Regions from separate parts of the Homo sapiens genome. Here region 2 is linked to region 1. A link is an interaction called in ENCODE POLR2A ChIA-PET data of the cell type or tissue named here. Cell type or tissue: A673. All regions are shown on one strand. Each heading gives the region's core, and the rest is flanking DNA. Links, peaks and the distances in the headings are about the cores only. Region 1 overlaps LINC-PINT (long intergenic non-protein coding RNA, p53 induced transcript). Region 2 overlaps CPA2 (carboxypeptidase A2).

Region 1 (9,971 bases), core at 3,612-7,611:
CTTTAAGGTATGAAAAGCTTTGTTGACAGAGTGTTACATATTTCATTCCCAGTCAACAATCTTTTATTGTCAATGTCTGACCATGTTGATATATTTGTTTTGTTTTTCTCCTCCTTTGTAACTGTATTATAAATTTTTTATATTAAACAAATATAGAACTTAAAATTTAGTTTCTTAGTAGTAGTCCTGAATAATTAACATCAGTTGAAATTGGATTGTTTGTGCTCAGTGCCTTGGATATGTACAAAACCTGTTTGCTTCAAATTAGTGAGTTAGAAAATATTTTAATCTTTTCATCCTGCTCCCCTCCCACATACTTTTTTTTCCCCTTTTATTTTGAGCTTCTAGATCCTTTTATGTGATGTGTTGCTGTCATACATAGCTCACATTGGGTGGGAACAGAGAAGAACATTGTTTCCGTGGCCCAACCCTAGGGACATGGAACTCATTTTATTATACAGTGAAATTTTAAAATTTGAAACCAAGATCAGATCTCAACAAACAGAGCGAAATTGGCAATTGTGGAATTATCTAACAAATTTAGGGAAAAATCCAGTTGTATCTCAGTTATGTGAATGTGTCCTTCGATTTACAATTTTCAGGTAATCTCTTTATTTTGCTGGTATTTTTATTATACATAGAGCACATTGTTTTATAGAACTGTAATTATACCATAATACTTTTTGTATTGGGAAATGTTGAGAATTTAGAAAGAACAATCCTAGGCATTTCCTTTTGCTCTGTATTCTTCTGTTTAGAAGTTTTCCCTGTGGTTTGTTCCTGGCAATTAAACACTGTTCAAATTCAGAGTCAGACTGCCCTGGCTCAAATCTTGGCCCCACGATGTGTGAAACTTGACAAAGTCAAAGTTATCACTATAATTTCGGTCACTTGAAATCCAGTAATTTCTTGAGCAGAAGAAAGGGAAGTGGAATTACTGTAGAAATTATGCATAGTTTTATATTATCTGTGTAGTAGCCTGTTTAAAGTGATCATTGCTAGTGCATGGTATAGAATTACAAACTTGTAAATACTTCTCAAGATTGCCACTTTAAAAAAAAAAGCAAAAAGAGCTCTGTAGCCCTATTTTTTTTTTTATTTCCAACAGGAAATTTGTTCTTGTTTCAAAATGTGGGAACACCCATTATTCTCTGTTGGCCACATGAATGTCATCCATTTGTTTATTGCAGCAGAAAAAAAGTGAAGAATGGTTGATACAGTGGCAAGCTGTTCCTTTTAGGTTACTTTAAAAAGTCATGGAATTTCGGATATACAAAGAAAGCATAAGGAATACTCTAACCAGTATATATGTATACAGTATCCAGTATAAGAATGAAAATGTAATGTAGTTATTAAAACATTATGTGTGTGCTTCCACAAGCCTGTCCTCCTTTCTACCTTCCAGAAGTAACTTCTCTCTTGAATTTGGTGTTCGTCATTCTGGTGCATGCTTTTACAGTTTTACAAAATACACACGCATTCCCAAACATAAATAATACTGTTTCACAACATAAATTGTATTATGGTACATGTTTTAAAACACGATATACATTGTATCTGTTGCAAGTCAGGTTCCAAGGGAAATGGAACTCAGAAGATTAAGGCTGGGGGCCACCAGTGCCTCATGCCTGTAATCAGCACTGTGGGAGGCCGAGGCGGGCAGATCACTTGAGGTCAGGAGTTTCAGACCAGCATGGCCAACATAGTGGAACCTCATCTCTACTGAAATACAAAAAATTAGCCAGGTGTGGTGGTGTGCACCTGTAATCCCAGCTACTCAGGAGGCTGAGGCAGAAGAATCACTTGAACCTGGGAGGTGGAGGATGCAGTGAGCCGAGATCAAGCCACTGCACTCCAGGCTGGGTGACAAAGCAAAACTCCGTATCCAAAAAGAAAAGAAAAGAAAAGAAGATTAACATGTAGGAAGTTTGTTAAGGAGATTTTAGGATTCACACTTGTGGAATAGGAGGAAGCACAATTGGGCCAAGGGAGAAATTGGGCTGTGGTGTCCGATCACAAGATAGGCCTCAGCTGATCCCAAAGGGGATGCTGAAGGTGGGGTAGCCCTTGAGGATGGTACCACGTTGGGGTGAGGGGCCAGGCCTTGGTAGCTTCACATTGACCAGTTATGGGAAGAAGGCTACCCCTGAAGAAGGGATGAGACCTTGGTGAGGTGACTCTTTCAACTGAGGGCTGTTAACTTGCAACACCCCTAGAAACTGGGGGATAAGCTCTTCAGTCCTAAAGAGAGACCTGAGCAGCCACCTCAGTATTCACTACAGTCTATATTGTGTACATTGTCTGAGCCTGCCCTTTTTGCTGTATATTATGTTTTTGGAGTTTACTTATATTAATATCTGTAGCTCTAGTTCATTTATTTTAATTGTTTTATGGTATTCAGTTCTTCAAAATATGTCACAATTTTAAAATATATTTTCCTATTGAGAGACTTTTAAGTTTTTACAATTTTTCACTATTAAAAAATGTTGCTATATGAATTCATTTATATTTCTCCTTAGTGCACACACCAGAGTTCATCTGGGGTATACAACCAAAAAATTACCAGGTCTTAGGGTATGCACAATTTCAAACTTAATAACTAGAATGAAATTGCTCTCTGGAGTGGTTGTATCTCACCCCGTGTCCTCATAAACACTTGGTATTGTCAAGTCCTAATTCTACCAATTTGATGGGTGTGAAATAGTATCTCATTATAGTTTTATTAGAGTTTGGTTGATAACTAGTGAGTAATATCTCATTGTAGTTTTATTAGAATTTGGTTGATAACTAGGAAGATTGAGAATTTATGTGTTTATTTAGCTATTTGGGTTTCTTCTGTGAAGGACATTTTCTAATCATGTGATTTTTCTGTTGATTTCTTTTAGTGATTTGTAGGCAGTCTTTATATATTCTGCATATCAATTCTTTGTGGTCTATATGAGTAAAAATATCTTCTGGTTCGGGGCTTGATTGTTAACTTTTTAAATAATGCCATTTGTTGAATAAGAGTTTTCTTTTAATGTCATCCTTCCTTTGGGCATTGTTTCTGGGTATATTATTTTAGAAATTCTCCCTTAGGCTGAGGTCATATAAAATATCCTCTGTTTACGATTAAAAGTTTTAAAGTTTTGCTTTTCACAATTTCACCTGCTGTCCCTCTAAAATAGTTTTGTGTATAGCATGAGGTATAGTTGCCTAATTTTGTTTTTCTCATGGATGACCTGTTGTCTTAGCACCATTTAATTGCCTTTGCAACCCTTCTCCACCAATGCACAGTGCCATTCTGTCCTACAAACTTCTGTCTATGTAGATCTATGTCTTTTTGTAGGGGCGGGGGGGGGGGCGGCTATTTAGTTCCACTGGTGTATTTCTTTTTTCTTGCCCCATTTTCTTGCTTTTTTTTTTTTTTTTTTTTTTTTTTTTCTGAGATGAATTCTCACGCTGTCACATAGGCTGGAGTGCAGTGGCACAATCTCATCTCACTGCAACCTCCACCTCCCAGGTTCAAGCGATTCTTAGGCCTCAGCCTCCTGAGTAGCTTGGATTACAGAAGTGTGCACCACGTCTGGCTGATTTTTTTGTATTTTTAGTAGAGATGGGGTTTCACCATGTTGACCAGGCTGGTCTCGAACTCCTGACCCCAAGTGATCTGCCCGCACTGGCCTCCCAAAATGCTGGGATTACAGGCATGAGCCACCATCATGCTTTTAAAATAGGTCTTTATTTCTTTATTGTGTCTTAGTGTCTGGTAGTTTGTCTCCTCTTCTTGTTCTTCTTTAAAATCATCGCTACTCTTTGTGTTTTGCTTTTCCATATACATTTTAGAGTTCTGCTCCATGAAAAACCCTCCTTTGATTGAGGTCATGCATTAACTATATAGATTAGTTTGAAGAGTAATGATATTCTTATGGGATAGATATTTCCTGTGTATGTCTTCTTTAATATCTATATTTAGGTCTTTTTACTGTATACATCATTTTTATAACTTTTTAAATGTTAATAAAGATATTTCTTGGCCGGGCGCGGTGGCTCACGCCTGTAATCCCAGCACTTTGGGAGGCCGAGGCGGGCGGATCACGAGGTCAGGAGATCGAGACCATCCCGGCTAAAACGGTGAAACCCCGTCTCTACTAAAAATACAAAAAAAAAAATTAGCCGGGCGTAGTGGCGGGCGCCTGTAGTCCCAGCTACTTGGGAGGCTGAGGCAGGAGAATGGCGTGAACCCGGGAGGCGGAACTTGCAGTGAGCCGAGATCCCGCCACTGCACTCCAGCCTGGGCGACAGAGCGAGACTCCGTCTCAAAAAAAAAAAAAAAAAAAAAAAAAAAAAAAAAAAAAAAAAGATATTTCTTCATCAACAATTTAATGACTACATGACCATCCATTATTTAGCTAGTCAGTAGTTTACACCCTGTTAACATTTAAATTAACATATTTCACAATGATTGTTTCGAACTCACATATTTCCCATCATGAAATTATATGTAAATATTCACCTGTTTTATTCTAGTAGTGCTAGGAGTTGTATATAATTAAGTATTTGAGATGTATTTGAGTGTAAAATGTGAGAAAAATATCTTTTTCCCCACACAGATAGCCAGTTATTGAATACTTCATCCTTTGGTCTGACGTTGACTTTTTGGTTTTGCCATCAAGTAACCATCCACAGTGCCCGTACATAGCAGGCACTCAATAAATGTTTGAATAAATGAATTTGAGTATTTATTTTGTTTTCAGATGTTTTCTTATTTTCCGTGGACACGTCTGTCTATTCTAGTTCTACTGCCATGCTGTTTTAATTATCAGAGCTGTATAATAAATGTTTGTATGTGGTTGAACATCATTATTGTTATTGTTTTTTCGGAATTTTTCTGGGCTACTTCTGCATCACTTTTCTCTCGGATAAATGAAAATAATTTGGTCAACTTTCTTGTAAAACTATGATAATTTTGACTGATACTGTATTAATTTATTTTCCTTCCTTCCTTCCTTCCTTCCTTCCTTCCTTCCTTCCTTCCTTCCTTCCTTCTTTTCTTTCTTTTCCTTCTTTTCCTTTTTCTTCTTCTTCTTCTTTTCCTTCCTTCCTTCCTTGCTTCCTTCCTTCCTTCCTTCCTTCCTTCCTTCCTTCTTTTCCTTCTTTTCCTTCGAGATGGAGTCTTGCTCTGTCACCCACACTGGAGTGCAGCAGCCTGATCTTGGCTCACCACAACCTCTGCCTCCCGGGTCCAAGCCATTCTCCTGCCTACCCAGTAGCTAGGATTACAGGCACCCAGTACCACGCCTGGCTAATTTTTTATTTTTAGTAGAGATGGGGTTTTACCATGTTGGCCAGGCTGGTCTTGAACTTCTGACCTCAAGTGATCCACCTGCCTCCGCCTCCCAAAGTGTTTGGGATTACAGGCTTGAGCCACCATGCCTGGCCTACACTGTGTTAATTTTCTTAAAAAAACAAAAAAACAAAAAACAAAAAAACCTTAAAGGCATTTATATTTTAATTTTCTGGCCTAATGAGTGCTACATATTCATCTAGTTCATAAATTCTGGAACTTTTTGGTTAGAGCAGATAAATCCCCCAGATCTCTTTTTGGATTAAAATTCAATGTAATTAAAGAAATCCACTGCAGCAAACGCAATCCTGCCACGTGTTTATTCTGTAAGGATAAAATGTTTTTCTATATTGAACAGCACTGCACAGGCCTTGCTGCCTCCCCCTTATGAAACAGGACTCTCATGGTGCCACGTGTTCCCTGGCTGGACAGATTCCTGAAAATAGATACTAACTGCTGCTTGGTTGAAGAAATCTTTTTTGTGTGTGAGCTACTTTCTCCCGCAGATATTTAAAGGAATTCTATATCCCCACTTCTCTGACTTACCTTTTTTTTGTGGCGAGGAAACAGGACACAGAGCCTGCTGGGTATGCAAGAGAAGTCTGTATAACTGTTTCACACCTGCCTGGATGCTGGCAGTGGTATTTGCCAAGTGAAGTCTGAAGGCTGGTTTGTCATGTGTTTTCACAGAGCACTGATGGCTCCCAGCCAACCTGTTTAGGCCTTGTCTTTTTTTTCTTGCATAAAATTGCCTATTTTTCACTTCAGATGGGGGTGTTAGGCACTTCAGAGATGTTTGTTCTTGTCGCATGCATGCCATCTGTGGTCTGCTGGCATCGGAGACAGGTTCCCAAATTGGCCAGTGTGTCTGTTGGTCAGCAAGCGGGGTGACCAGGACCCACGCCTGTGCTTGCCCCTGTGGCTGCAGCCAAGGCTGAGGTGCACACCTGAAGGACCACACCTCAGTGCTGTTGGCCTAGTTTTTAAAAATTTAAATAAACTCTTTATTTTGGAATAATTATACATTTGAAGACAAGTTCAAAGATAGTACAGAGTTTCCATATGCCCCTCACTCAGTGATTCCTGTTGCTGACTCTTACATTATTATGTTACATTTGTCACAATTAAGGAAGAAACATTGGTACTTTACTGTTAACTAAAATCCACATTTTATTCAGAGCTCACCCGTTTTTCCGAATGTCCTTTTTCCGTTCTGCACTCAGGATATCACAGCACATTTAGCCACCATGTCTCCTTAAAGTCCTCCAGTCTATGATCGTTTCTGAGATGTTTGTTTTTGATAGCCTCGTCAGTTTTGAGGAATACTGGGCAGGTATTTTGCAGAATGTGCCTTAGTTTGGATTTTTTTCATGTTTTTCTGATTATTAGACTGGGATGTGGGTTTTTGGGAGGACAATCACAGAGGTGAAGGGATATCCTTATCACATCCGTGTGAAAAGAGAACGCCATCAACGTGACTTACCACTGCTGATGCTCACCTTGACCATGGAAATTTGTTTCCCCTTTCCAATACTCTGCTCTGTGGAAGCAAGTCACCAAGCACTGCATAGTCCCAAGTTAAAAGTTTTGTTACTTGTCTTATCTGTTGGTACCCAGTTATATTTGAAGCCATACCTAATATTTTTTGACGCTGAATATAGAGTTTGTGTTTAGAGCCTTAAGAATGAATAAAAATTTATTCTAAACTTAAGAAGTATTGGAAGTAGTTAGTAGCTATGTTGAATCTTTCTTCCACTCCTCATACATTTGGTTTATTGTTGTTTTTTTTTTTTTTTGAGATAGAGTCTCTCTGTCACCCAGGCTGGAGTGCAGTGGCATGATCTCAGCCCACTGCAACCTCCGCCTCCCGGGTTCAAGCCATTCTCCTGCCTCAGCCTCCCAAGTAGCTGGGATTACAAGTGTGTGCCACCACGCCTGGCTAATTTTTGTAATTTTAGTAGAGATGGGGTTGCACCATGTTGGCCAGGCTGGTCTCAAACTGCTGACCTCAAGTGATCTGCCCGCCTCAGCTTCCCAGAGTGCTGGGAATACAGGCGTTAGCTACCGCACCCTGCCTGGTTTTACTTTTAAAATCTTCATGCTCTGTAAAATACATCATCCTTCTACTGCATCAGCTACTCCGTTCTGCTCATTCGCCTACACAGATTGTACTTCCTTCTTCTGGCATAAGAATGCCTCCTTTTTCTTCTACTGCCAGGGAATAAAGTTTAGTATATGAATGTTTTATCCACACTGCAGCTTACCTAATAAATACCAAAATATGTTTATTCTGATAAATCTGATGTTTTTATGTATAAATTAAACATTTATGACTTTGAATGCTCTCTGACATCATGAATAGTTGGTTGGTTGGTTGTTTTTTTGAGATGGTGTCTCGCTCTGTCACCCAGGCTGGAATGCAATGGCATGATTTCGGCTCACTGCAACCTCTGCCTCCTGGGTTCAAGCAATTCTCCTGCCTCAGCCCCCTGAGTAGCTGGGACTACAGGCACGTGCCACCATGCCTGGCTAATTTTTGTATTTTTAGTAGAGATGGGGTTTCAGCATATTGGCCAGACTGGTCTCAAAATCCTGACCTTGTGATCCATCCTCCTTGGCCTCCCAAAGTGCTGGGATTACAGGTGTGAACCACCACGCCCGGCCCCTAACATCATGAGTAGTTTGATCTTCCACACACTTCTGCTTGTAGAGTAGTTGAACCTCAGGAGTTCAGATTTCAGATAGCTTGTTGTTTTCATGTTTGTGAGGGTGAAATTCTTAATGAATTTGATCATTTTTGTCTGATTTTCCTTTCCACTCAGATAACTTTCTTTACATTTTCACTTCAAATCCATTTGCTAAAATATGGATTAAAGAAGAATATGTTACTGTTTTAGATATAATAGGAATGTTCTTGAAGAGATGTATATAAATGTTGTATTTGTTCATTGAATCATCATGTCACATGTTTTAGGAAACTTACTGTTTCAAAAAACCTTGTGATACATTTTGTGATGATTTATATGACCAATTTTCAAACCCACATTTGCAGACATTTTATTTCATCCTCAGTTGCAGGCATTCCATTAAGGTGGACTGATTAAAGTGTCTTTTCAGAACATTAGAACTTCGTGTTTCCTCTTCATGGGGTTACTGTCAACTTATTTAAGAAGAACAGTAGAACTTCGTGTTCCCTCTTCTTGGTGTTACTGTTAACTTATTTTAAAAAGTTTGAGTATGTTACAGTATTTTGTCTTTAAGCCAGTCTTGGGATCTAGCACCAAGGGAAAAAGTTCAAAAAATGCATTTTAACAAGTCTTCTCACTTCATGGTCACTTGGTATGACGACTCAAAACAAGAATAATGTTCTTAATCAACCACAGGGGAAATCCTTTCTTCGGCCCTTCAATTCTACTTTTAGTCAGTCAAACAATTCTTAATTTCATGCGGGGGATTCCCACACGTTCTGTAAGTTTCTTTTAAAGTTTTCAGATATGTGTAGAATGTAGGATATGATTGCATTCGTCTCATATCTCAGTGGTGTGAGGTCTGTTGAGTGTGCCGCTACTTTGTTTTAATATTACTCATTCTTTTTTCTAAGTATGGATGTATAAGAATGAGCATGATAAAATGAAATCTAAAAATTAATTGATTTGTTCTCAGGTTAAAGGCCTATTAAATATAAGATCTTTGGATATATTCTGAGTCTTTTTATTTTTTATGCAGCAAGTAAAGAAAATTTTACAGAGCTTTGGACACAAGGCTCCTCCTTACCTGCCTTTTACTGAACTCACCATGTCTTCCCTGGTTAGCTGTAGGCTCTCCCGTGCTCCAGGCTCAGCAGTCAGGGTGTATTTTTATTGCTCAGATCTGACAAGTATGCTTCCTGCAGTTACTGTTGAGGCCAGTTTCTAAGGCTTTGAAATGACCTTCAAAAAGATGATAAATGTTGAGTCCCTTTTGGAAAAATATACTGAGATAAAGAACTGTGATAAATCAAATTATAAGGTAGATCATCTTGTAATTAGCACACTATAGGAAAGTTAGTTATGCCAGGCGTGGTGGCTCACGCCTATAATCCCAGCACTTTGGGAGGCCGAGGTGGGCGGATCACTTGAGAGGTCAGGAGTTCGAGACCAGCCTGACCAACATGGAGAAACCCCATCTCTACTAAAAATACAAAAAAAAATTAGCCAGGTGTGGTGGCACGTGCCTGTAATCCCAGCTACTTGGGAGGCTGAGGCAGGAGAATCTCTTGAACCCGGGAGGCGGAGGTTGCGGTGAGCTGAGATTGCGCCACTGCACTCCAGCCTGGGCAACAAGAGCAAAACTCAGTCTCAAAAAAAAAAAAAAAAAAAAAAGGAAGTTAGTTAAAGAACATCTGTGGGGACCACCTATGTTGTTCTGGGACTTTCTAGTGTTAGTGTAGGAGAATATCATGGTTTCTGTGGGGACAGGGGGTTCCCATTTCAGTGTGTTCCATCACCCTCCTCTATCCCTCTAAGAACATGGGAAAAGCCTCAGTGGTAGACAGGAACCTGCCATCAGTCCTTCCACTCTGAAGCACCCTTGCAGATGTACCAGATGGAAGTTGTCTTAAATGAGAAGAAAACTACTAAGTCCCTGGGCATTCCCTTTGTCCTCC
Region 2 (4,000 bases), core at 1-4,000, 760 kb after region 1:
TTTCCAGGTGACCCCCTTTCATGATTTTATAAATTTCTAGCATATCACACCTCAGCCCTCAGGGTTCCAGGCAGCAAAGTGATTTTTCTCTAGTCGGTTCTTTTGCTGAAATCTGGCTCCCAAGGGTCCTCCCTGGCCACCCGTTCAATCTCTTTAGCTTACTGAGTCTTTTTTTTTTTCCCCTCTCTCTCACTCAACAGCAATCATCACATCGCTGTGCCTTTTAACACAGCGCACAGTGGCCTGCCCAAGGGGAGGAGCCTGGGGTGCTGGATGGGGCAATACCAAAAAAGTCTGGATGGGTTGACTGCCAGCCCGTGTGACAAGAGAAGGGTTTTGTCTGAGAGCGCCAGCCATCAGGACCACTGGGACTGTCATGGATTTTGGTGGGCCTGACCCCAGAAAGGCAAAATAAGCAAGGAATATTAGGCAAAATGACCTTATTTGCTGTCCAAAGTGCCGTAGCTTGTGTAACCCACTCTCGAGCATGGATCCCAGCATCCAGCCAGATAGCTGGCTTGTCTCCTCCGGTGCTGAACTGCAAAAGCAAGTGTGGCAATGTGAACGGCTCCACTGCCGTGGCACCTGGTTGCCTCCTTTCTACCCTAGACCATCCTTCTCTGTCCCTCTCTCTATTCTTGATGTGATTGACAGAGAAGGAAATACAGACAGTGATGCTGTCGACTAACTCTCATTTAAGGAGAATTTTCTTTTGTCCCCTTCTTCGAATGCAAGTGTAAACACAGACTGAGGGGCATAGACAATTCTCCTCTGATGTTTGTAAAAAATCGTTGTAGATGATGACATGAAAATATCTTCATATGCTGAAAATTGGAAAAAAATGGATTACAAGATTTCATTTTTATTTTTAAAGAAACTAGTTCATTTATACATACACATACATATGAGAAAAAAGGAAAAGGAGAAGGAGGAAGAGAGAAAAGGAAAAAGAAAAGAGAGAAAAAAGTAGAAAAATATACAACAGATTGTTAATAGCTATTATCCTATAGTTGTGGAATTAGAATTATGAGGATTTTTTTTTCTTTTTTCTTTTCTCTATTTTCCAAATGTATGCAATAATAGTGTTTTGTTATAAAAATGCTTGTGATAACCTTTTGAGACCTTCATAAAAACAGGATAGCAAGCCTCCGGAGGTACTTTCCAGAGTTTAAATTTTATGATCTAAGTGACTTAGTTTTATTTGAAACAGTGGCTTTGCCAATTGGATCAGTAAATGGAGAGGAAAAGATTATTTTTGCACCATCAACTTCTATCTCTGTGCAGCATTCTAAACACAGCAGATAAGGTAAATGAGAAATGCAAATCCTTGCTAAAAATTACAGTTCATGGGTTCTAGGAGTTTTAGTTAAAAGTGTTTTGTGCCTTTTCCTCCAAAGAGCTCAAATGTAAAAAGCAGGGAACTTTCAAAAACACAACATCCTCCACCGCCGAACCACGCAGGAAAAGGGAAGGCCAGGGAAGACCAAGGTGGAAGAGAATCTGGGGTTTTCTGATCCAACTCGGCGCGGGGAGGGGGGGTGCGGGTAGACGAAATAAAAAGAAAGAAGGGAGGTAAACATTAGCAAATGTATCCTAGTGGTATAAAGTAGGCAAATCACTCCTCTCAGGCCTGCTTTGGGAAAAACGCTCTGGAGAAATCCATCTGTCCCAGTTAGTCAGTTGGTTCCCAGCCATAACGTTTCCAAATTTAGCGAGGAGTTGTGACATTACCTCTTTTTGGTTTTTTTTTCTCTTAAAAAACTCTTTCTAGGAAATCTGGGGAAATAATTTTCACTGTTTTTGAGGACAAAGTGCAAAGCTTGAAATTATGTGCACAAAGACTTCAGAGGTTACGAGATGGCGTAAAACCCTAACCTTTTTTCATCTATATCCTTTTTCAAAAGATCTTCGTTCAGGGCGTTTGTCTTTGCGGTTTAGGGTTTAGTTGTCCATCATCCTTCTGCATACGACCAGAACTCTTCTTTAAAAAACAAAAAAAAAAAAAAAAAAGAAAAAGAAAAAAATGCAGCTTAGGCAATTAGTGCTTTTTCTTTTTTAACTGGTGTGCGTGTGTGTGTGCGCGTGTATGTGTGTGTGTGTGTGTGTGTTTAAAGAGGAAAGAAAAAAAAGAGAAGGGGAGGGGAGGCAGAGAACTCCCAGCTTGAATTACAGCCCCCAGCCCCCAACCTCCCCCGGCCCGCACCTCCCCCTTCCTCGGCTCCTATTGGCGCATTTGCCCCGGTTCCCCAGGAGCTCATCTCTCAGGACGTGAGCATTAATTCACTCCTGCAGACCTGCGTCAGCTTGCTCAGGAACAGAGAGAAAGAAAAAGAAGGGGGCGGGGGTGGGGGAGTGGATACTCAAAACCAGCAAGGACCGGTTAGGAGGAAAAGAAAAAAAAAGTAATAAAAAGGAGCCTCTCTGTAGCACAAGCTGGGACTGCCGGCTAGCCTGGGAGGAGGGAGATTCTAGAAACATCGAGAGGAAGAACCGTCCCTGCACCGTGTACCTTGAGCACGTTCATAGGCCGGTTCTCAAAAGAAGAGCCAATATTCACTTTGCTCACTAGACCAGGGTGCTCAGCCACGAGGTTATCCATTTCTTGGGAAATCTGAAATGTTTCAAGTGAATAAATAGACATTTGCGAGTGAACCATCTGTTGCATGAGATCTGATCCCCTGGTGATTTTCCCCATTCCCTTGGGACACAGCGGAGGGGGCAGCGCGGCCCGAGCTGTAGGGTCGGAGGGTTTGGATCCAGCTGAGTGCTGCTGAGTCCGACGGTGTCTGCAGGGGCTGCAGCCCAGCCGGCTCTTTGCAGTTTTGTGCAAAGCAAAATGGCACACTTCCCTGAGGTACTTGTGGCTTTTGGCGACCCCAGCCCTGAGGTGGGGTTTCTCGCCCTTGTTAGCAGAGGAACACAAATGGTAGTGCCCCCTCAACCCCAAAATGGATGTAGAGGCGATCGCTACAAAATGTCTCCCGGCTAAATCAGGCCCAGGGACAATGGGGTTTCTGCTGCAGACGCACTAAGGCCACCGGCTACTCCAGCTCCTATTTTCAAGGCGATTGAAATTTTGTGCATCTGGAGAACCCAAGCTGTGTCCATTGCTGGGATTGAGACGTGTCCGGGCGCGTCTGGAGAGCTAGCGGGAGGAAGTCAGTCCCTCCAGCTGTTGCCAGTATTTGCACTCTGTAGGAGACAGACATCAGTTTGTCTGGGAGAGCGGGAGGGCATCTTGTTTGCTTCACTTCCTTTTCTTTCTTATTCTCTGTGCTGGTCCACAGTCCCCTATCTGAAACCCTTGAGGCCATATATATTTCAAATAAGATATTTTTTTCAGGGGAGAATTTTAGAAGGGTAATAGGAAGTATATATTATTACACACGGGACATTGCTCCGTATTCAAGCACATTAATATTATTTCTGGCAGTGAAACAAATGAGCAGTGAGGCAATTCAGGTCAGATTTTGCTCCCAAATGAGTTTAGGTTAAATCAGGTTTTTCCATCACATAAATTAGGAGAAAAAAATGTTTAAAGCTTTTTGCATTTAAAAACTGCCAACTTGGAGACTTGGTGCCTACCAGATACCTCTTCTCTGGCTCTTTCGTACTCCCCATGCCACCCCTTGGCCCTACAACCTCCATCCCCTCCGGCCCCTTTCCATCCCTCGACTCTTAAGTCAGTGCAGATAGATTCCCGTGGGCCTGGAGAAGAGCTCTGTGCCACAGAAGTAAATGCAGCACTGCCCAGGATCCCCACAGCAGCATGGAGTAGCAGATGCAGGAAGGGGATAGTCTCCACAGAAACAACAAAGCCCAAGAAAGACAGCAGAGACTTCATGAGGCTTTGCTGCCATGAGGTCTTAGAGAGCACATCCCTGTGAGGCAGAAGAATAGGGTCTGGAGGCAGGGAACCCAAGGCCAATTCAGGCTGACTCCCTAGAACTAAATCAAAAAGAAAACTCCAACTTTCCACGCCCAAGTAACAAAAGGACCA

What was found. Peaks named below come from ENCODE experiments on the same cell type or tissue, not always from the same donor. Only the 100,000 strongest peaks of a DNase experiment are listed, where the experiment ranks them.
Region 2: POLR2A ChIA-PET joins it to region 1 with 5 read pairs; 1 of 35 experiments calls an interaction of 5 or more read pairs at or near these places.

What each region holds. Positions count from the first base shown.
Region 1 is chr7:131,030,462-131,040,432 of GRCh38, reverse strand. All of the region lies in intron 3 of LINC-PINT (long intergenic non-protein coding RNA, p53 induced transcript), which reads left to right. Among named protein-coding and RNA genes, the nearest start is that of LINC-PINT, 74 kb to the left of the region's middle. RefSeq lists an enhancer at 8,606-8,895. In A673, for the core only: no CTCF peak of the experiment used is centred there; DNase peaks (open chromatin) are centred at 4,862, 5,182, 5,692 and 6,022; H3K27ac peaks cover 3,811 bases.
Region 2 is chr7:130,271,687-130,275,686 of GRCh38, reverse strand. CPA2 (carboxypeptidase A2) reads right to left here. Exons shown (of 11, transcript NM_001869.3): 5 at 2,510-2,611; 6 at 440-538. Among named protein-coding and RNA genes, the nearest start is that of CPA2, 6.8 kb to the right of the region's middle. RefSeq lists enhancers at 2,055-2,706, 2,707-3,359. In A673, for the core only: no CTCF peak of the experiment used is centred there; DNase peaks (open chromatin) are centred at 186 and 2,276; H3K27ac peaks cover 3,373 bases.